Linked DNA regions of Homo sapiens: region 2 is linked to region 1. Evidence: chromatin loops called from intact Hi-C (ENCODE). Cell type or tissue: CD4-positive, alpha-beta T cell. All regions are shown on one strand. Each heading gives the region's core, and the rest is flanking DNA. Links, peaks and the distances in the headings are about the cores only. Region 1 has its middle 170 kb from the start of RDUR. Region 2 has its middle 120 kb from the start of RDUR.

Region 1 (12,259 bases), core at 3,003-8,002:
ACAAGACACCATCTTGGAAGCAGAAGGATAGGCTTCACCAGATACTGAATCCGCTCGCACCTCGATCATGGACTTCCTATCCTTCAGAACTGTGAAAAAATCAACTTCTTTATAAGTTACCCAGTCTCAGGTGGTAAAACAAAGTAGTAAAACAAAATCAAGACAACCCAATAGCAAGAAAACAAATAATCCAATTAAAAAATGAGCAAAGGACTTGAATAGACATTTCTCAAAAGAAGACATATACAAATAGCCAATGGGTGCATGAAAAATGCTAAATATAACTAATCATCAGGTAAATGCAAATCAAAACCACAATGAGATATTATCTCATACCTGTTAGAATGACTGTTATCAAAAAGACAAAAGATAAGAAGTGATGGCAAGGATGTGGAGAAAAGAAAACACTTGTATGCTGTTAGTAGGAATATACATTGGAACAGCCATTGTGGGAAACAGTATCCAGGTTCCTCAAAATGTTAAAAATAAACTACCATATTATTCATGGATCCTATTTCTAAGTATATATCTGGAGGACATTAAATCAGCATGTTGAAGAGATATTTGCACTCCCATGTTCACTGCAGCATTATTCACAATAGTCAAGATATGAAATCAGCCTAAGTGTTCATCAATGGACAAATGAATAAAGAAAATGTGGTAAATATATATACAATGGAATATTATTCTGCCTTAAAAAGAAGGACATCCTGTCATTTAGGACAACATGGGTGAACCGGGATGACATTATGCTAAGTGAAATAAGCCAGACAAAGAAAGACAAATACTGCATGATCTCACTTTTATGGGAAATCCAAAAAAGTCAAACTCATAGAAGCAGAGAGTAGAATGGTGACTGTCAGGGGCTGGGGTGGTGAGGAGGGAATGGGAAGATGGTCAAAGGGTACAAAGTTTCAGTTATGCAGGATAAATAATAAGTTCTGGAGATCAATGTAGAATATTGACAATAGTTAATAATAGTGTATTATATACTTGAAATCTGCTAAGAGATTACATCTCAAATGTTCTCACTGCTCAAAGACATACAAAAGGTAAAGTTATGGTCTGAATGTTTGTGTGTCCCCAGAATTAATATGTTAAAACATAATCTCCAGTGCAGTGTTGTTGGCAGGTATGGTATCTGGCAGGTGATTAGGTTATGAGGGCTCTTCCCTCATGAATGGGATTAGTGCCCTTATAAAAGAGGCCCAGGAGAGCTTGTTTGTCCCTCCTGCTATGTTAGGCACCATGTATGAAGAATGGGCCCACATCAGACACTGCATCTACTGGTCCCTTAATCTTGGATTCCTCAGTCTCTAGATCTATGAAAACAAATTTCTGTTGTTGATAAATTACCCAGTCTGAGGTAATTTGTTATAGCAGCTTAAACAGAACAAGACAAGTAACTATGTTACTTATGGTAAATATGTTAACAATGTGATTTTTAAAGTGTATGACTATGTTGCATATTTTAAAAATTGGAAATTTAGATTAAATAAATGCATGACAAAAAGAAAACATATAATAGAATAACATATAACCTATTTGTACATAGAAGAAGCTGAAGCCAAGAGAAGTGAAATGTCAACCCAAAGACCAAAGATGATTAATGGCAGAGCCTACATTGAAACCATGGAGAATCAATTCTGCTGGGTGAGACAGAGTAATCAAGCCATCTAAGGTAGCAGGGTGGCCAGGGATACCAAAATCTATAAATCTGGTATTCTTTAGCTGTCATTATTTCTCATCTCTGAAGCTCTTGACATTGGAGCAAATTCTATGTCTTTATAGTACCCAACTTCTAATTAAAATTGCCAAGACATGTGGCATCTACATTTTTAATAAAGAACATGCTAAGAACATGGAATATATCTGACTAAACATCCCATGGAGGAATAAAAATCAAAGCAAGAAGCTAAGAACTGGGGTGTCAAAGTCAATTGGGAAGCAGAAAGGGCCTTGTGTCAAGACCTGGGAAAGGTCCCAGTCACCAATCAGGCTATTAGGATGGGGTTGGATAGGGACCATACAACCAGGCTTGCATTTATGGGTGATTCCCACAGGCAGCTCACACTTAGTACTCTCTTCCCCGCCCTTATTTCCACTACCTTTATTCAGATTTCCTGATATCATTAACGCAAGTCTGTTTCTTCTGCTAAATTGTCAGTTCCAGGGAGGTCAAAGGCAATGTCTTCATCTTCACATGCCCTATTGTGCCCTGTGCCCCACACAGTACTTTGAACACAAAAAGCCCTTAAATTCTTAGAACACTAGAAGCAGAAAGGCCTTTGGAAAATACGTAATTTTTATCAAAATTTTAAAAACTTATTTAAAAGCAACAAATCCCTCTTCAAATGAAATATTATCTAGAACCTTCAATATATAAAACAGATAAAAGAGGAGATGCTCTGGTAGAAGCGGGAGCAGGGGAAGGGGGAAACAGACAAAGGTCAACTCAATAATTTCTCATCCTCATTCCTCTCACCAACCCCTGCAACACTTCAGGGAACACAATTTAGAAATGTCTGATGCCATGCAACCCCTTTATTTTCTAGATGGAGACATTCCTTAAAGGTGTTTTTACAGAGTTAACATATCCAAGGCAAGGCTGGTGAGCTGCAATGGTTCGGGTCATCGTGTTTCTCTTGCCTATTACCTGAAGTGCTTGCTTAAAAATGCGGATTCAGCCAAGACCTAGAACAGATTTGAATTGAATTAAGGCTGGTCCTAATGATTATGCAGGCCCTCAGGTGTACAGCAGGCCCTCAGTAAATTTTTAATGAATCAATAGGTTGAAATGTTGAATTGAATAGGAGTCTCTCATCAGACTTTCATAGACTTTCTCATATGCATCAAGCATGGAAAGTAAAAAGATAAATAAGATAAAATCCCTGCCACTGGAGAACTCACTGTCCAGTAAGAGAGAAGTAAACACATCATTTAGTACTTTATGATAGGTAATTAAACAGAAGTACTTCTGGGGTGCTGTTTGGGCCACAGAGGAGGGGTTTTTAACCCAATAGGACACATGCTTAGAATACAATGCCTGAGCCAAGTCTTAGAAAATAATTAGGAATTAACCGATCAATGAAAGGTAAGAAGGAACAGCGTAAGTAAAGGAAAACTTGAAAGTAATATATAACATGGTTTATCCCAGTTCCTAGCAGGAGACAAAGGTAATTTTAGGGAGCAAAGAGGAGTAGAGTAGTGTCGCCCATATGTGAGGTTCTTCCATCTTTGGAAGGCAGTGCATGACCAATACCCATACTTGCTCAGAGATCACCTCCAACCGTACAGGTAGCTGAGCCTAGTGGGGTGCTTGGGAAGTGGCAGTGGGAGAGCAGAGCCAGAAGCCAGTGAGCCCAGAAAGTCCACCCAGTCTTGAGCCTTGAAGCCAGAGCACCGGGGCCATAGCAGCCAGGAGAGACTGGCATGGAACAAAGCCTCTAAGGACTCCAAGTAAAAAGGAAAATCACAAAGGTGTTGATTAGTTCAATTCTTAGCGTGGTAGAAAACACAAACTTTCCTTGTATGTGCCATTTGGAAGGAGTCAGTTGATTCAGTCTATCTGAATGAGTAGGTCAAGGCAGGGGGAGAACATATGGTAGAGAACATAACCTGTGTAGACTCTGGAAACACATGCCTTCTTCCTTCCTAGAGTACGTATTTGGAGGAGACCCTCATTAGGAACTGGAAACAATATTCATTCTGTCTGGTCCTGCTCAGTTTATAGACTTTCCAGAATTAGTTAGGCAGCTTTCCTCTATCAGGATAAATGGATGAGGCAGGGAGAGCACTGAGGTAATGGGCACCTCGCCTATTTCAACAAGGGCCATCAATGGACATCTCTTTATTTACCAGATTCAGGACTAAGTAGTTAGCAGACGGCCTAAGGGCTATTCTGAAAGGCTTTTTAAAGATTGTTTGAGATTGATGAGGATCCACAGACCCCATGAAAAGTTAATCATTTAGTGTATTGTGTATCTACAAATGTACCTGACAATGTAGGGGCGGGGGATAGATTAATGATAAATAAATAAATGAGAAATGATTTCAAAAAGGAGAAAGTGCTCTGAAGAAAATAAAATATGGTAATGTTTTAGATAGGATGGGAGCAGTTACGTTTTAATAACAAACAATCCCAAAAATATCGTGTCTTAACAAAGTTGTGTTTTCTGTGTTTTGCTTTCTTACTCATGCATTTATACGCCACACATTGCCAGGGGATCTGGTCCATGTTGCTCTCATGCCTGGACAACACCAAGGGTAATGAGACTGCACCATCACATCACTTTTATGTCCTGTTGGTCAACACTTGTCCCAGAGTCCTACCCACCTGTAAGGGTGTCAAGAAAGTACACTTTTCCCATGTGTCCCAAAGGAGAGGAGAGCCACAGATGAGCACACAAGATGGAGGGGCAGGGGAGGCACAGCGGCTGACTAGGGTGGTCTAGCAATGGTGTTCCAAGGAGACAACATTTAAGCTGTGACCTGAAGGGTGAGAATAAATCCACTATGTGAAGGGCAGGAAGGGCACTTCAGGCAGAGGGAACAGCAAATGCAAAAGTTCCTTAGGTTAAAGCAAGTGTACAAGGAAATTAATGAAGGCCTGTTTGACAAGAGAGCTGTGAGGGAGGGGGAGAGTGGTAGTCAATGCAATCAGTGAAGCCAAATGATGAAGAACTTTGAGGTTCATGATAACAGACTTAGCTTTTATTCGACGTGTGCCCCAAACTCAAGTTCACTAATGTTTCCTCTTTTTAATGAAAGCAAAAAGCTATGCTTATATAACACTGAAAATAAAAATTCAGTTTTTGCTTTCCAGAATTTTCTGTTTCCCAGACTAAAATGAACCTTTATCTTTTTCATATTCACCTCAAGTTCACCTTTTTCTAAAACATTTGAAATACCGCAGAACATCGTGACAGGCTGTATAGTGTTTCCTGGAACTATTTACCTCAGTTCTGCGTTTTCTCAGGCCTCACGTCAAAGTCTTGATCGGCACCCAGATCTGTGCTCATAGCTGCTGACAGAACACACATTTTCTCAAAAGGCAAGAAAAAGGAAGCCACCATTCTGAGAAGAGAAAAAAAAAAAACTCTCCAGAGGAATATCTCTTCTCTATTAGAACCCAGTGTTTCTAGAATAGAGCCACATATAGAAAGCTTCTTACTCTTAAAGAAATTATCTAGATTGATTAATGTTCTAGTGTTTATTGAGTTTCCAGAGTAGCTGGAAGGTCAAGGGAGGTCTTGAGACCTTTATTTTTCATGCTGTTTATGTTTAACAAAAATTTCTTCAAATCCAAAATGTTGTCATCTGGTCTCTAACAAAAATAACAACTTAATAAAAACATTTGATAAAATCTCTGTGAACCTCAGGTTTTTCATCCATAAAATAGACATGACCAGTAATAGCAACAAAGCCAAACATTGAGATGACAGGGCTGCTGCTGAGTGGGCTCAGCCTCCTCACTTCGAGCCATGTTGACTGCCTCGTGGAGGCACCGTGAGCTTTCTCAGCGGTCTAGTGGAGAAGTGAACTCAGCCGAATGGCTTGCATGACACGAGGTGTTGCAGGCTGCTTCACAAAGGCCACTAACATGAATAGTGATCTGTCGGAAATTTGACCGAGCAGCTCACCTGATTAGAATGTATTGCAAAATAGCGACATTTTTGTTCAGACAACTCTGCTACAATATCCTTAATGTCTGCCCTGTAGTAAAGTATAATCATTAAATATGCAGACTTTGGAGTCAGTTAATCTGATATCCAGTCAGTTCACCCACTCACTAGCTGTCGATTAACCTCTCTACGCTTCATTTTCCCTTGTTTGAAAATGGAGATAGTAGGGTTTGTTTAATCAGGTTATTGGAAAGATTATGGCATATTTCCTGTAAACCTGTCAGCACAGTATGTGATCCATGGTAAGTCTCAGTAAACATTAACTTCATCATCATCATCATCAACCTTGAAAGGAGAAGAGTCACTACTTAAAAATCTACACATGACTTGGGAGTGTCGATTTTTCAGTTTCTAGCTATCAGGCTTAAATATTTAAGAATCATTCCAAAGAGTAAATTCAAATGGGGGAAGAAATGCTGAAACTTCCTCCTGACATTCAGTCTTCAGCATAAGGAATTTCTTCCTCATTTTTCAGTTTTTGTCCCTATTTGTTTGTCCATGTGTTTGTTTTTTCCTTTCCTAAGTTGAGATGGAGAATTTCTACTATGTCAGAAACCCTTTGTATCTGAAGTTTGTAACTGGACAACTCTAAGCCTTCTTTTCTGCTAATTCCAGCATTGCATAACACAACTGAAGTCAGATTCTACTTTCAAGATAATTCTTTTATTCTTTATAAAAATTAAATAATGTATGGTGAAAGTGTGTGTAAACAATAGGTTTCCATTAAAATGTCACCCATTATCATATTTATTGTTTCCTTAGATCCTTCAAATATCATAAAACATTGTCACCCACACTGTAAAGGTAACTGGGTTAACTAGTTTGACTAGTTAAAGGGAGGCCAATTGTGGGTTTTACTCTGTTCTTCCATCTCCAACATGAACTGCCTTTGGAACAGGTCATACAAACCAGAAGAGAAGCAATCAGCTATAGATGACAGCTAAAGAGCAGAGGTGCATAATTTACTCCAATGATGTCTTCCCCAAAACATAAATTCATAAAAATGCTTAAGATCACCATAGATAAATGTCAGTATGGCTCCTCTGGTTCAGTAGACAATAATCTCATAAGTAGCATATTCAGCTAAAATTAATTCTAAAAGTCCACAATTTATTCCAAAAGTATAAATCTGCTTTTACCTGAATTATTTATTCAAGTAGCACTTTTTTGCCAGAAAATAATGGTTTTTATGTAAAATCCAAAATCACTAGGGATTCTTCAAAATTTTGCATCTGATATAGGGTTTAACACTTAACATGTGGCATAAAGAGAAAAGGAAAGATGTAGAGGTTACCTGAGCTTGTATTACTGCTTCCATTTTTTCCTTCTTCAATTGCAACCACCTAACTTTAGGCCCTTCCCGTAACAAGAGGGGGTTAATAGGAAAGGTTCCTAAACAGACGTCATGCTTTATATGTAAAATGCCAAACACACAGCATACACTCTATACATGTTCATTTCTTCCCTCACACAACCCCAACTTCTGCATTCATTTGCTAGAATACTACTATATCGGTTTTCTCTTTTTACCTCCAAAAGAGCCAGTATAGCAAAAGATGTGTGTGTGTGTGTATAGTGAATATATTGAATATATATATTATATATATATAGTGTGTATATACAACACAGAGTTGACCTTTGAATAATGCAGGGGTTGGGGCACCAATCCTACCCCACTCCCCACCCCACCCCCACAGTTGAAAATTCACATATGACTTTTGACTCCCTGAAAACTTAACTACTAATAACCTACTGTTGACCAGAAGCCTTATTAATACTATAAACAGTTGATTAACACATATTTTGTATGTAATGTGTATTATATACTGGACTCTTACAATAAAGTAAGCTAGAAAAAAATGTTATTAAGAAAATCATGATTCTTATTTTTAATTTTTAAAAAAGAAAAAGAAAATCAGATGCAGGGTGTGGTAGCTCACACCTGTAATCCCAGCACTTTAGGAGGCCAAGATGGGAGGATCACTTGAGCCTAGGAGTTCAAGACCAGCCTGGGCAACATAGTGGGAACCCCCATCTCTTTTAAAAAGATATGAAGAAAATCATGAGGAAGAGAAAATATGTTTATTAGGTATTAGGTGGAAGTGGATCCTCATGAAGATCTTCGTCATCATGATCTTCATATTGAGTAGGCTGAGGAGGAGGAAGAGGAGGGCTTGATCTTACCATATCAAGGGTAGCAGAGAAAGAAGAAAATCCACAGAACTTTTAAAATAAATATAGTCAGCCTTGGCCGGGCCCAGTGGCTCACACCTATAATCCCAGCACTTTGGGACACCGAGCTGGGTGGATCACGAGGTCAGGGGTTCAAGACCAACCTGGTCAAGATGGTGAAACCCCGTCTCTACTAAAAATACAAAAATTAGCCGGGTGTGGTGGCACATGTCTGTAATCCCAGCTACTCGGGAGGCTGAGGCAGAGAATTGCTTAAACCTGGGAGGCAGAGGTTGCAGTGAGCCAAGATCACGCCACTGCACTCCAGCCTGGGTGACAGAGCAAGACTCTGTCTCAAAAACTAAATAACTAACTAACTAACTAACTAACTAAGTAAATAAATAAATAAAGTCAGCCCTGCGTATCCACGGGTTCCACATCCACAACCAAAGGCAGATCAAAAATACGGTATTCACGGAATGGGAAACTCATGGATATGGAAGACCAGCTTTTCCTATAAGCAGATTTCTCAGGTCAACTGCGGGACTTGTGGGACTTGAGTATGCAGGGATTCTGCTATATGCAGGGAGATGGGGTTCTGGAACCAATCCCCCACAGATACCAAGGCATAATTGTATTCAATTTGATTAGATAGAAAAGCATATCAGCTCTTTTGAAGAATAATAATGAGGCTTCAGTTAATTAGAAAAAGTTATGAAGGAAAAAATAGTAATATAAGAATTCGATATTTATAACAAAAACAATCTAAAAGAGAAATAGACCAATATTTTCAACAAATATTATTCACAGAGGGTATCCATCTATAGTACATAAGATCATACAAACTGATGAGAAAAATCATCAATATTCCAATAAATAAACTAGCAAAACACAAACAGTTAATTCTACAAGAGGAAATAAATAAATGAAAAATGCTTAATGTAGCTAGCAATAACAAAAATACAAATTAAACAATGAAACAGATAAAAAACTGAAGAACACAGTTTGGAGTCAGACTTCGCCTCAGATCCTAGCTTAATCACCTTACCAGCCATAAGATCCTTGCAAAGTGTTTACCACTCCAAATGTTAGTCCCCTCCTAATGAACATATTAACCTCACATGATTGTTTGGAGGATTAATAAAATAATCTTGTAAGATTTAAAATGTAAGGTTATATTCATATTGATTTCTAGCTTTCTTTCTATATTTTATGTTTATCATTCGTGTCTTTAAAATTAAGTATACTTTACAGTTTTTGAATATAGTATTCTATATATGTTCATCAGGTCACTTGGTTAATTTTATAGTTCAAATTTTCCATATATTTTTTATTTTTTTGCCAGCTTATTTTATTTAAAAGAATGTTAGAACTTTTTTACTATGTTTTGGCTTTAACCATTTTTTCATGCAGTTGTCTCCATTTGTTCTTATATCATATCAGGATGTATAATTGATAAATGCAAATTTGGAATTGTTAAATCTTCCTGGAAAATTGAAACTGTTATTATTATGAAGTGTTATTCTTTATCTCTAGGGATGCTTGTTGCCTAAAAGTCTACTTTGTTTGGTATTAATATATTCATACCAGCTTTAAAAAATAATAATAATCTTGATGAAGTACCTAATATAATACCTAATGCAAAGTAATTACAATTACTTAATAAATGGTTGTTATTATCATGATTATTGCCATGTAATTCTTACTATTCTTACTATTATTCTTACTATTATTATTACCATGTAATTCTTAAGAAACAAACATTTTAAATTAACACTTAAAATCTTCTCATTATATATTTCTCAAGATGGTGGTGGTAAAATTTGTGTACCCATTTAATAATAATGCCTTTTTATATTGGTCTAACTTTTGCTAAGTTCAAGTACAAAAATATTTATGTCATGGGAAAAGCTACTTGCAAACCATATATCCGATAGGGAGTTAATATGCAAAATATATAAGAAACTCAGACAAACTCAATAGTAAGAAAACAAACCATTTAATAAATGAGAAAAGAATCTGAATAGATATTTCTCAAAACAAGGCACACAAATGGCCAATAGGCATATGAAAAAAATGCTCAGCATCACTAACCATCAGACAAATGCAAATTAAAACCACAATAAGATATCACTTCATACCTGTTAGAATGGCTATTATCAAAAAGACAAAAGATAAGTGTTGATGAGGATGTGGAGGAAAGGGAACACTTGCACGCTGTAGTGGTAATGTAAATTAGTACAGCCACTACGGAAAACAGTATGAAGCGTCCTCAAAAAGTTAAATAGAGAATTATCCTGTGATCCAGCAATCCCACTTCTAGGTATATATGTAAAGGAAATAAAATCAGTATGTCAAAGAGACAGCCATACTTCCATGTTTATTGCAGCATTATTCACAATAGCCAAGACATGAAGTCAACCTAGGTGTCCATCAAGGGATGAATGGATGAAGAAAATGAGGTACAAACAATGGAATACTAGTCAACCTTAAAACAGAAGAAAATCCTGTCATTTGTGACAACATGAATGAAATCAGAGGACATTATATTAAGTGAAATAAGCCAGGCACAGAAAGACAAATACAGGTATATCTTAATTTATTATACTTTGCTTTTTTCTACTCTGCAGATAGCGGGTTTTTTTATAAATTGAAGGTTTGTGGCAACCCAGTGTGGAGCAAGTCTATTGGCACCATCTTTCCAACAGCATGTGCTCACTTTGTGTCTGTGTGTCACATTTTGGTAATTCTCTCAATATTTCAAATGTTTTTATTATTATTATATCTTTTATGGTGATCTGTGATCAGTGATCTTTGATTTTACAATTGTTATTGTTATTGTTTTGGGGTGCCACAAACTGCACCTGTATAAAACGGTGAACTCATTAAATGTGTGTGCTCTGACTGGTCCACCAACCAGCTGATTCTCTGTTTCTTTCCATCTTCTCAGGCCTCCCTATACCCTAAGATACAATAATATGGAAATTAGGCCAATTATTAACCCTGCAATGACCTCTAAGCTATTCAAATGAAAGGAAGAGTCTCACATCCCTCACTTAAATCAAAAGCTATTAATAGAAATGATTAAGCTTAGTTAGAAAGGCGTGTCAAAAGCTGAGATTGGCCAAAAGCTAGGCCTCCTATGCCAAACAGTTAACCAAGTTGTGAATGCAAATAAAAAGTTCTTGAAGGAAATGTATAATGCTACTCTAATGAACACACAAATGATAAGAAAGCAAAAGAGTGCTATTGCTGATATGGAGAAAGTTTTAGAGGTCTGGATACAAGATCAAACCAGCCACCACATTCTCTTAAACTAAAGCCTAATCCAGGGTAAGGCCTTAACTGTCTTCAATTATAAGAAGGCTGAGAAAGAGGTGAGGAAGCTACAAAAGAAAAGTTGGAACCTAGCAGAGGTTGGTTCATGAGGTTTAAGGAAAGAAGTTGTCTCCTTAACTTAAAAGTGCAAGGTAAAGCAGCAAGTGCTGGTGGAAAAACTGCAGCATGTTATCCAGAAGACCTAGCTAAAATCATTGCTAAAGGTAGCTACACTAAACAACAGATTTTCAATGCAGATGAAACAGCCTTCTATTGGAAGAAGATGTCATCTAGGCTGTTAATAGCTAAACAGAAGTAAATGCCTGGCTTCAAAGTTTCAAAGAATAATAATCTGACTCTCTTGTTAGGAGCTAATGCAGCTGGTGACTTTAATTTGAAGCCAAGATTCATTTACTATTCCGAAATATCCTAGGGCCTTTAAGAATTATGCTAATTTTCTCTGCCTGTGCTCTATCAATGAAGCAACAAAGCGTGGATGACAGCACAACTGTTTACAGCAGGGTTTACTGAATATTTTAAGCCCACTGTTGAGACCTACTGCTCAGAAAAAAAAGATTCATTTTAAAATATAATTGCTTATTGACAAGGCTCTTCTAGTCACTCAAGAGCTTGATGAAAGTGTGCAAGACTAATGTTTTTATGCCTGCTAACCATTCTGCAGCCCATGGATCAAGGAGTAATTTCAACTTTCAAGTAATATTATTTTAGAAATACATTTCACAGGGCTATAGCTGCTATAGATGATTCTGTTAATGGACCTGGGCAAAGTCAACTGAAAACCTTCTGGGAAGGATTCACTATTCTAGATGCCATTAACAACACTTATGATTCATGGGAAGAAGTCAAAATAACAACATTAATGGGAGTTTAGAAGAAGTTCATTCTAGCCCTCCTGGATGACTTTGAAGGGGTCCAAAAATTCAGTGGAGGAAGTAACTGCAGAGTTGGTAGAAATAGTAAGAGAACTAGAATTAGAAGTGAAGCCTGAAGATGTGATTTAATTGCTGCAATTTTATGATAAAACTTGACTGGGTGAAGAGTTCCTTCTTATGGATGAGCAAAGA
Region 2 (12,259 bases), core at 3,164-8,163, 55 kb after region 1:
GCCCAGGGCAGTTGGATGCAGAGGAGGAACATCCAGGCTGGAGGCAACTCAGAACCACTGGTGGTGTGTTTGGTGAGGGTAGGAGGGTGGGGCAGGCAAGCAGTGTGGCCAGAAATAAGGACAAGGCAGGGTAGAGGACATGGTGCAAAAAGGGAGGCATCTCTGAGGAGGTGCCATTTCAGCTGAAACCTGAGTGGAAGAGTGCCATGCAGAGAGAACAGCAGGGACCAAGGCACATAGGCACACTGGAAGGGACAGGTGGCAAGTGAGGTGAGCAAGGCTGCTTGTAGGCCGGGGCTAGGAAGGTGGGGGACATGGAGGATGGGCGGTCTATGGTGCCCAGGCTTCATCCCAGCGGCCGTGAAAGGTCCAGGCAGGGAGGCACTGTCAGAGCCTTCTGGCAAAGGCAGGGAGACGGTGGTGTGGGCGTAGAGGCCCCAGTCCAGGCAGGAGGCTGCTGCAGTAAAATCCAGCACTGAGAGGGAGAAGGCCTGCCGGGTTTGCTCACCTCTGTGTTTCAGGTGTCCCCACTGTGCAGTCGTGGCCCCATGGTTATATGTGGAAGAAACAAAGGTATTCTCAGCCTGAGATGGTATCTGAATGAGATGATGGAGGCAAGGAAGAGGGAAGGGAATAGTTCCAAGCCAATATTGAAGGAAGAACAAACATGACTTGGAGATAGATTAGACGTCAGGGCTTGGAAAGACAGGAAAGCATCCAGGACGAAGCTTGGTGATCCGGGATGGACAGTGCAGACCTGGTCTGCAAGTCATTGCTGTTTTATCTTTGTACATGATTTTTCTAGCCAGTGGATGATGATACCCTTCACTTGCTCAGTCCCTCTGGCTCCATCCAGCGGAGTCAAGTGTGCCCTATTTGACACCCCTGGACAGGGCCAGAGGTACTGATACTCTGGGATAAGGGGTATCTGAGGGGTGGAGGGAAAAAAGACAGCCCAGGAGGAGGGCCTGCCTTCTGAGTCCCCTCCAATGAGGCACCCACATGTTCCTGCAGATGGAGACTGACCACTCAATCAGTCTGGGTTGGGGTACTCGTTTTTGGATTTAGATTTGACGTGATAGGAATTTAGAAGTGAAATTCCCTGCGCTATTGTCACATCTCCTGCTGTGGCCAAACATGAAGGAGTTAAGTGGAACAGGAGGGAAGCCCCAGTGTCCCTGCTGCAGGGAAGAGAACCCAGAGTTTGGGGTTAAGGAGGGATGGGTGGCCTTGGTGGCAGGCAAGCAGCATTATGGGGGTCTCTGAAGAGACAGTAGCAGTACCTCATAGCCCGATCATCAGAAAGGATGCCACTCATCCCAGGACCAATCACCAACATGCTTCTGAAGGGCTCGCAGCACAGGGCCTGTGCCCTCACCTTAGCCCAGTGACCCTACCATGGCAAAAGCAGTATAGGGGACAGAAAACCAGCTGGGCTGACAGCGCCCCCACAAACACCCTTTTTCTTAATGCTCTAAAATAATTTAATATGGCATGCATATTAAACTTTAGCACATTATACTAAATCTAAAAGTATAAACTATTTAGACAAAAACATGGATGAATCTCAAAAAGTCTCAGAATACATTACAGCCTGATTTCTTTTTACAAGTTTAATACCAGTAAAAACTAAGCAAAATCCAATGTAGAGATATCATTGCTAACAATATAAAGAAAAACAAGACATAAAAGCAAAATTAAAGGGAGTGATTACCTCTTAAGAGAAACAAATCAAATATAATTGTAGTAAGACACAAAAGTTTGGTTAATGTTCTATTTGTCAAGGTGAGTAGTAGTAACATGACTGGAATTTCTTTTATTATTTTTTAAACATTATATATATATGTTATTTTCACCCTTCTGTGCCCATTTTTGCACACATTTTAGAAGTAAAAATATATGAGAAGATAGATATACACCAAGGATTGAAAAAGTTGGCCAAAATCTAGATACTGTGGTGGTCTAGATGGTATTTTAAAAGTTTAGACTAAAGGGCCCACATTTTTAAATGTGGAAAGATTATGTAAAAGGCCTTATCTTGAAAACTGAAGGGTGTAGGGCAATACACTGAGCTGAGATAGCACAGCCTGTGGGCTTCAAGTTCTCATAATGCCCCACCACTTTCTAGTCTTCCTTAAATCTGGACCCCAGAGGCATTCAATTTTCTAACTCCCAATGCCATGTTCAATGGCCATGTAACAAAGCAATTCTACCATAAGCCATCTAATCATAAAACCTGTGTAAAATTTTACAGTTACATTGTTGGAAATACCTTAGAAGTACAATATGAGGGTCAAAGGATATTCCCATTTAAAACTTAAATAGATATTTCCTTTAAATAAGTTGCACCAATTGAAATTCTCACAAACATGTATGAGAACGCCTATAGTCTTTATAGCCAACAATGACTAAGAGTAATTAATATTTCCCACTCTAAAAGATAAAAACTAGTAGCTAATTGCTTTTAATTTGCATTTATGTAACCACAAATAAGTTTTGCTTTTTTTCATGTCTATGGCCAATTCAAATTTTTGTGTCTATTAATATCTCTGGACCTTTTTTCATTATATTCTTTGTGATTTATAAATTATTTTATGTATTTTAAATAATAATTGATAGTCCCAGTTTGTCATCAATCTTTAAACATTGTTTATTGGGTTGGGGAAGGTTGTCACAGAGATTTTTAATTTTATGTGATCTGATCTATTAATATTTATAAGGGTCAATTTAGGAAAAATAAAAATATTGACTCGGTGCATTTTTTTCAAACAGGACAAATTTACCTTTCATTGTAAAAATAATGCACTCATTTTTAAAAAATCAAACAGTACAGTAATATTTAAAGGAGAAAGTAAAATTCTACCAGCTGTGATGGTCTATATTTTAAATATTATCCCCTGCCCCCCAAAAAACTTACTTTACACATTCATTGAGCCCCTTGGAGGAAAAAAAGTATATTCTTATATGTCACTATCTTTACTAAACAGAGGAATTTAACTCATTAAACTTGGCACCACTTTTCCACAATGTAAATATATAAGTTTGCTTACAAAGAAGGCACACAAAGGTGGCTTTCTAATCTTTCATTCTGAAATCCAGTGGTAGGGCTGTTCATAGAGCTGACAGAGCTGCACATGGCCTTTGGGACAGAGATGAGTCATCAGTGACCAAGTACACAGCAACCTGGGAATATTCCCTCCTATTCTGGTGGGCTTTCAAGGCTAATAATCAAGGGCTCTCGCCTTATCTGCTTCTTCCTTAGTCTTCTCAGCACATAGTGAATAGGCCATATTAATGAGGAAGATGAGGCATAGGTGCCTTTTTTCTGATATTTAAAATATGAATCACCATAGATGGTAAGATTCATGGTTAGTTGTACTTTCTCTTTTAAGTGTTCCTGTACTCTTTGAATTAAAATAATAATAATACATTATTTTCATAATAAAAGGTAAACTTGTTCTATTTGAAAAGTAATAAAGATAAATACACTTTACTGAAGAGTACTAACAGTCTAAGTAGTGTATAAGGACGGAGAGTCAGCAGCCTTATTCTGCACTGAAGCTGCCTACCTCCCCCATCTCCTCTGAAGACTTTATTTTTTATATTTATGTTTACAATCTAATCACTTTACATAAAACAACCCGTGAGTTTAAGCTCAATTTTTATTTCTCCAAATTCATTTATAAACTCTATTTCTCTAAATCCATCTGCCAGTGAGTACACATATTTGAGATAATAGGTATAATTATACAAACATTCAATTTTTTGTTTTACATTATTCACCTAAATAATCTCATGTACTTTTTTTTTTTTTTTTTTGAGATGAAGTCTGGCTCTGTTACCAGGGTGGAGTGCAGTGGCGTGATCTCCGCTCACTGCAACCTACACCTCCCAGTTCAAGCGATTCTCCTGCCTCAGCCTCCTGAGTAGCTGGGACTACAGGCATGTGCCACCACGTCCAGCTAATTTTTGTATTTTTAGTAGAGACGGGTTTCACCGTGTTGGCCAGGATGGTCTCGATCTCTTGACCTCATGATCCACTCGCCTCGGCCTCCCAAAGTGCTGGGATTACAGGCGTGAGTCACCGTGCCCGGCCCTCTTAGGTACTTTTCATTTCACCAAAAGAACCCCCAGAGATTTTATTTCTAATGTCTCTGTGGCATTCCATCTTCTTATTTTATATATATATTTTTTTGTGATTTGTTTAGCTATTACTTTCTTCTTGAACACTTGGATCATTTTAGGTTATAAATTCTCAGTGTTAAATTTGAAACATGTCTGTGCAATTACTTCTTTGGTTGTTTATTTGGGGCTTATTTTATTGAAGCCTCAGCTCCAGGTTAAAGGTTATGAACAGCTTTACAGCTCAAGTTAGTGGCACTTTCGGTGAAACAGCTGTGGTCTCGTCATGTGATTTCCTTTCACAGAGTGAGTTTCATTAGTACTAATGAAGGAATAAAGTAGAATTTCTCTAGTGGGAACCACCCAGCTGTGGTCTGCTGCCCATGACATTTTGCTCAAATTCCCTCAGACATGAGCACCACAGAAATTTTTTAAAAACGAGTCTGACCCATTCACTCAGGAAGAAAGAACTCCTCCGTGGGCAGTTGTCCCCTTTACTAGCTAGCCTCAACAAGTTGCTCCAATCACAGGGGGGTCTTAGTCCATTTGTTTTGCTATAGAGGAATACCTGAGGCTGGATAATTTATAAAGAAAACCGGTTTACTTGGCTCACAATTCTGTAAACTGTACAAGAAGCATGGAGCCAGCGTCTGCACCTGGTGAGGGCCTCAAGCTGCCTCTACTCATGGCAGAAAGGGAAAGGGAGCTGGCACAGGCAGAATACATGGTAAGAGGAAGCAAGAGAGAGAGAAGAGGAGGTGCCAGACTCTTTTTAATAATCAGCTCTCCAGAGAACTACTAGAGTGAGAAGGGAACTCACTCATTACGGAGAGGACAGCACCAAACCATTCGTAAGGGATCCACCTCCATGACCCAAACATGTCTCATTAGGCCCCACTTCCAACACTGGGGATCAGATTTCAACCTGCAGCTTGGAGGGCCAAATATCCGAACTGTAGCACAGGACCTCTGAGGGACTGACTGCCTCAACCCCAAAGCAGACAGCAGGTACCGCCCCACAGGTCCCAAGCCCATACCAGACATCATGTTGTACTCTTTCTAGAGCATGGCCTTATTACCAGAGTTACCCATGAACAGCTTGCCCATGGGCATGGCATCTTTGGAATCTGTGTAGTCCATATTGTGCAGGCTGTCAACCCTGCCCACCCTTCATACAACTCTCAACTCCAAACATCATGAACTCCACTCCCATTAACAAATAAATATCTTTTTAGGATTTCCTTCAGAACTTTGCCCCCAAACTCTATGCTCAACACAGTGGCCAGAGTGACCCATATAAATGTAGGCCAGATCCTGCCTTTCTTTTGTTCTACCCTCTCCCCTCCCTAAAGGCTTCCCAAACCAAAGGTCTTTCAATGGCTGAAAGACCCTGTGCAGTCTGACTCCCTGTTAGGTACCTGACCTTTTCTCCTCCCTCCCATCCACTCTATACTGAACACACTTGTCTTCTTTCTGTTCTCCAATGCATCAGACACACTCCCACCTCAGGATTTTGGCACTGCTGTTCTCTCAACCAAGAACACTTTTGCCCTAGAAGCCATCAGTGTGCCTCACTCCCTTGCTTCCTTTGGGTCTTTGGCCAAATGCCACAACTCAGTGAGCCTTCCTTAAATCTTTTTGAAATTGCAACCATCCCTCTCCTGCCACTTACTACTCTTCTTTTCTGCTTTTTTTCATAGTATTCATCAGCTATTTCATATACACCTTGTATTTATAATAGGTCTCTACCACTATACTCTAAGGTCCTTAAGAACAGAGATTTTTGTTTATTTTGTTCACTGCCATATCCCCAGTGACTCCCAGGATGAGTGACTTGTACATAGCAGGCACCAAACATGTATTTATTGAATGTGTTTCTCTGAACCCTGCACAATGCCAGGAGAGATTTACAGGAACAACCCCTGTCCTCCAGAAACTCTTAGTGTAGTTGGGGAGTTTGACAATTGCTAATACTTTATAAAGTCAGATCTCTAAGGTTAACACCCTAACACCTTCTTAGTTCCTCTTAGATACTGTGACTGCACCTAAGGGAAGGTGCCTTTAGGAGGAAGGTAGTTCATAGGTTGTGGTTTTGTGGTGGAACCTCCTGGTTTCAAGTAAGCATTGCTGACTTGGACAAAGATCTGAGCTTATTTTTTCTAATCAACTGTGCTTTCTCTATGAACATTGATGTTTTTATTAAAATAGCAAAGGATAATAAATGCCTCTCTTGTATTATATTTAACCCTTGAGGCAGAGAGGTCCAAAACACAAAAAAACCTATCTGATATTTTAGGCAGAGTTTCTCTTGACTCAAAACCACTTCTAGCACATTCATTAGGAAGGTTACTATCAAAAATAAATAAATAAATAAATAAATAAAACAAGTGTTGGAAAGGATGTAGAGGAAATGGAACCTTTGTGTACTGTTGGTACTAATGTAAAAATGGTGCTGCCACTGTGGAAAACATTAAGATAATTTCTCAAAAATTAAAAATAAGGCCAGGCACAGTGGCTCATCCCTGTAATCCCAGCACTTTGGAAGGCTAAGGCAAGTGGATCACCTGAGGTCACAAGTTCAAGACAAGCTTGGCCAACATGATGAAACCCCATCTCAACTAAAAATACAAAAATTAACTGGGCATGGTGGTGGGCCCCTGTAATCCCAGCTACTTGGGAGGCTGAGACAGGAGACTCGCTTGAACCAGGGAGGCAGAGGTTGCAGTGAGCCAAGATTGAGCCATTGCACTCCAGCCTGGGTGACAAGAGCAAAACTCCATCTCAAAAAAATAATTAAAAATAGAATTACCATATGATCCAGCCATTCCACTTCTGGGTATATATCTGTTATGGTTTGGATCTGTGTCCCTCCCAAATCTCATGTCAAATTGTAACCTCCAGCGTTGGAGGAGAGGCCTAGTGGGAGGTGACAGGATCATGGGGGTGGAGTTCTCATGAATAGTTTAGAACCCTCCCTTTGGTGCTATTCTCATGATAGAGTTCTTATGAGATCTGGTTGTTTAAAAGTGTGTGGCACCTTCCCCATTCTCCCTTTCTCCTGCTCTGGCCATTTGAAGATGCCTGCTCCAGCTTTGCCTTCTATCACAACTGTAAGTTTCCTGAGGTCTTCCCAGAAGCAGATGCTGCCATGCTTCCTGAACAGCCTACGGAACCATGAATCAGTTAAACCCCTTTTCTTTATAAATTATCCAGTATCAGGTATTTCTTCATAGCAATGTGAGAAGAGATGAATACAATATTCAAAAGAATTGAAAGCATAGACATGAAAAGATATTGGTACACTCATGTTCATAGCAACATTGTTCACAAGAGCTAAAAGGAAGAAACAACCCAAGTGTCTATTGGGATGAATGGATAAACAAAATGTGGTACACACACACACACACACACAAATATTATTCAGCCTTGAAAAGGAAGGAAATGCTACAACATGAATACATGTTGAGAATGTTGAAGTATGATTCTGTTTGTATAATGTATCTAGAATCATCAGACTCATAGAACTAGAAAGAAGAATGATGGTTGGCAGGGCCTAGGGGGAGGAAAGAATGGAGAGTTGTTTAGTGGGTATAGTGGGTTGTTGTTTAGTGGGTATATTCAGTTTTGCAAGATGAAAAAGTTCTGGAAATTAGTTGCACAACAATGTGAATATATTTAACACCACTGAACTGCACACTTAAAATTCAGATAAGTTTTATGTGTATTTTACCACAATAAACACTTTCAATTAAAAAATACAATACACCTATAATATAAGAGAAATCTCTCTATTGGACATTTGAATATGTGGGCACTAACTCCTTTTGTGTAAGCACATTGGTCTCAATATATCAAAAAGATTTTTTAATAAAAAAGGAAGGAAAAATCAATGGGCATTAGATCGTCTATAATGGGAATACTACAGTAACTTAAAATTCCTCTATATTCTATTCTTCCTCAATTTCTTGAAAAGTTTTTTGGTGATATCAGCAGTCCCTGGGTGATGAGTGAGGGCAGGACACTTTTCATACCTGGGATTCACCCTCTAGTGATTTGACATATCCACCCAGGGTTACTGGCTCACAAGGGTGGGTGCGTCTAACCATCTCTCCAGGAGACAAAATGGTTAAACAAGAGTAAAGGGCAGGTTTCTGGACCTTGAAGCTTTCTTTAAGATTGACCAGTGAACAAGATTTCTTCTCACTCCAGGCAGCAGATCCAGCATAAGGAAAGTTAGAGAGGCATGAGGAAAATACAGTTCAATCCCGACATCGATGAAGACTTCAGTGCTTTAGGTGCATGTGGCTGCTTAGGAGAGATCAGTGGCAGATAAGAATATGCTATTCATTATTTGGGGGGAAATTATTTAATCTCTCTAAGCTCAGCTTTTTTATTGTAAAAAATGGAGATAAAACTACTGACTTCACAGGATTCTTGTGAAGGTTAAATGGGGTTCATTGAAATGTCCTATCATATTGACTCACACATAAAGAGACACATAGTAATAGTTCATTACCAGTCTTAGCTGTAAATCATGAAAGATCTCATGATCTAAAGCAAAGAGTTTGAATTAGTCCTATAAAATATATTTTTTAATCTTTAAAGTTTTTTAAGAGTGATATGATCACATGTATATTTTAGAAAAGAACATTCAGTAATAACATGTTAGAAGTAGACAAGATTGGAGAGCAATAAAGGAAGGAAGAGTAGTTTCAAGGTTAGTGCAAGATTACAGATGACAAAAGAGGAGTGTGTAAGTAGTTACATTGCAATTAGCCAAAACAACCAAATAGTCCCTGTTTATTCTTAGTCAACAGAAATGGAAATGTTCATGTAAGCATGGAAAAGCCTTTTTATTTTCATTCTCTCTGTGTCTCCGAAAAGGAAAGAGGTAACAGTGAAAATAATAAATAAAGCTTTTTTACCCTGGGCCCTACAAACAACCAAAGATTTTTAATGTTATGGGGAGAGCAAGCATTATAAGGAAGAGAGGAAGTTTTCTGCCAGGCCTTTTGATATTATACTCCCCAGAGCTGGAACATACTGGTATCGTAAATGAGTACGATACCAGGTTCTCGAATCATGTTTTTATTCAACACACTTTTGTTATAATATTTATGAGAAAAAGCAAAATCAATTCCTGGCAGGGATCACTGTCTGTGTGGAGTTTGCATGTTCTCGCCAGGCCTGCTTGGGTTTTCTCCAGGTTCTCCGGCTTCCTCCTACATCCCAAAGATGTTAGGTTTATCGGTATATCTAAATTGTCCTAGACTGAGTGAGTGTGGGTGTGGGTATGAGTGTGCCCCGTGATGGGATGGCGTGCGGTCCAGGGCTGGTTCCCACCTTGCCTCCTGAGCTGCCCCATGATAGTCTCCCAGGCCACCTACGACTCTGAACTGGAATAAGTGGGTTGCAAAATAAATAAATGAACACAAGTTATTGCCAAATACAAATTTGTAATGAAATAAAACAATTTTTAAAATTCATAAAATCTATGATAATCATCCAAATGCATGACAATAAATGATGTGGTATGAATATTTGTAATTGTGTTTGAACTGCGTGGTGGGAGGAGGTGCTCTCTACCATTTTTACTTTGCAGACACTTATTCTTTGATTTAACCCACCACCACGAAGACTGCCATCACTCACTGATTCACCAAAAACTGGGTAAATAATTATCTGACTCGTTCTTATTAATCTTTCTTAAATATATGTATATAGCTCACACTTATTTCAATGTTTGATATTAGAAGTGTTTTGGGTCAGAAGTTTGGTAATGTTTTTGTTACCAGAAACATACCATAGGAACTTAACTCTTGTTTAAATCAATTAGCCTCTGATAAAATTTGTTTCATGATGTGTTGTTTCATTTAAAGTCACAATTTTCAAGAACCTATCAACAAGGTCAAGTGAGGACTTACTGTACTTGAAGGATTTCATCAAAAGTTAGAAAATTCTGGATGAATTGTTTACTCATAGCTAAAAGTAGGAGCTGATTGCAGTTAAGTAGTGATAGCATACAAGTGAAACCAATTCCCAAATGGATCTGGGTGTTTGAAAAATCATTTGTGTAATCCTATTTAGATACAACAAATTTTCAAAGTATTTTTCTTAGCAATATTCTTTATTTAAATTAGATTATATACAGCTCCACAATATATTTAAAAAACATAAAAGGCTGAGCTGTTTTGACTAAATATGCGCATGATGAATATATGAATCTGGCATGAGTAAGATGAGTGAGAAGGAGAGAAATCCTGGCCTAACAGCATCCTCTATGCTCCTTCTGGAAGCCAGTTCAAAAAGCACTTACACAAGGACAAATACAACTTCTCCCTTTGCATAGGAGGCAGTTTGGGGTTTGAATGATGCCAAATGAGAGTACACATGTAGTAGAATGAAATTCGCATATATTAACTAGGTACTTCCCACCTATTCTTTGTCTTCTGGCCTTTACCGATGAGTCAGATAACATTCATGCCTCAGGGTCAGCGCCAAAACATTACACAGCCAGAGAACAAAGAATTTTAGTTGCATAAGTTTTAAGGCTCAAACATATACTAAGGCTCAAAGTAGACTTTCATAAATCCATGTCTAGATCTGTGAAGAATGTAATTGGTGGTTTGATAGAAACAGCATTGAATCTGTAAATTGCTTTGGGCAGTGTGGCCATTTTAATTACATTAATTCTTTCTACCCATGAGCATGGGATGTTTTTTCATTTGTTTGTGTCATCTCTGATTTCTCTGAGCAGTTATTTTGTAATTCTCATTGTAGAGATCTTTCACCTCCCTTGTTAGCTGTGTTCCTAGGTGTTTTATTTTATTTTATTTTATTTTACTTTATTTTGTTTTATCTTTTGTGACAGTTGTGAATGGGATTGCATTCCTCATTTGGCCTTTGGCTTGGCTGTTGTCGGTGTATAAAATGTTAGTGTTTTTGTACATTGATTTTATATCCTGAAATTTGGCTGAAATTGTTTATCAACTGAAGGAGCTTTTGGGCCAAGACTATGGGGTTTTCTAGATAAAGAATCATATCACCTGCAAACAGGGATAGTTTGAATTCCTCTCTTCCTATTTAGATGTCCTTTATTTCCTTCTCTTGCCTGATTGCTCTGGCCAGGACTTCCAGTACTGTGTTGAATAGGAGTGATGAAAGACAGCATACTTGTCTTGTCATGGTTTTCAAGGGGAATACTTCCAGCTTTTGCCCATTCAGTATGATGTTGGCTGTGGGTTTGTGTATTAGTCTGTTTTCACACTGCTGATAAAGACATACCTGAGATTGGGAAGAAAATGAGGTTTAATGGACTTACAGTTCCACATGTCTGGGGAGGCCTCACAATCATGGTGGAAGGCAAGGCGGAGCAAGTCACATCTTTACATGGATAGCGGCACTCAAAGAGAGTTTACCCAGGGAAACTCCCCTTGTCGAAACCATCAGATCTCATAAGACTTATTCACTATCATGAGAACAGCATGAGAAAGACCTGCCCCAATGATTCAATTACCTCCTAACAGGTCCCTCCCACAACATGTGGGAATTCAAGATGATATTTGGGTGGGGACACAGCCAAACCATATCATTCTGCCCCTGGCCCCTCCCAAATCTCATGTCCTCACATTTCAAAACCAATCATGACTTCTCAACAGTCCCCCAAAGTCTTAACTTATTTCAGCATTAACTTAAAAGTCCACAGTCCAAAGTCTCATCTGAGACAAGGCAAGTCCCTTCTGCATAGAAGCCTATATAATCAAAATCAAGTTAAATATTTCCTAGATACAATGGGGGTACAGGCATTGGGTAAATACAGCCATTCCAAATGGGAGAAAGTGGCCAAAATGAAGGGGCTACAGGACCCATGCAAGTCCAAAATCCAGCTGGGCAGTCAAATCTTAAAGCTCCAAAATGATCTCCTTTTAATCCATGTCTCACATCTGGGTCATGCTGATACAAGAGGTGGGTTCCCATGGTCTTTGGCAGCTCCGCCCCTGCGGCTCTGCAGGGTATAGCCTCCCTGCCAGCTGCTTTAATGGGCTGGTGTTGAGTGTCTGTGGCTTTTCCAGGTACACGGTGCAAGCTGTCAGTGGATCTACCATTCTGGGGTCTGGAGGAAGGTGGCCCTGTTCTC

Evidence for each region. Hi-C counts contacts between places; a loop is a spot of excess contacts. Peaks named below come from ENCODE experiments on the same cell type or tissue, not always from the same donor. Only the 100,000 strongest peaks of a DNase experiment are listed, where the experiment ranks them.
Region 2: a loop joins it to region 1, with 6 times the contacts of the local background. A loop is called at or near these places in 4 of 110 quality-filtered maps.

What each region holds. Positions count from the first base shown.
Region 1 is chr3:102,107,174-102,119,432 of GRCh38, reverse strand. No RefSeq gene overlaps it. Among named protein-coding and RNA genes, the nearest start is that of RDUR, 170 kb to the right of the region's middle. In CD4-positive, alpha-beta T cell, for the core only: no CTCF peak of the experiment used is centred there; a DNase peak (open chromatin) is centred at 4,982; H3K27ac peaks cover 1,545 bases.
Region 2 is chr3:102,051,911-102,064,169 of GRCh38, reverse strand. No RefSeq gene overlaps it. Among named protein-coding and RNA genes, the nearest start is that of RDUR, 120 kb to the right of the region's middle. In CD4-positive, alpha-beta T cell, for the core only: no CTCF peak of the experiment used is centred there; a DNase peak (open chromatin) is centred at 6,199; H3K27ac peaks cover 810 bases.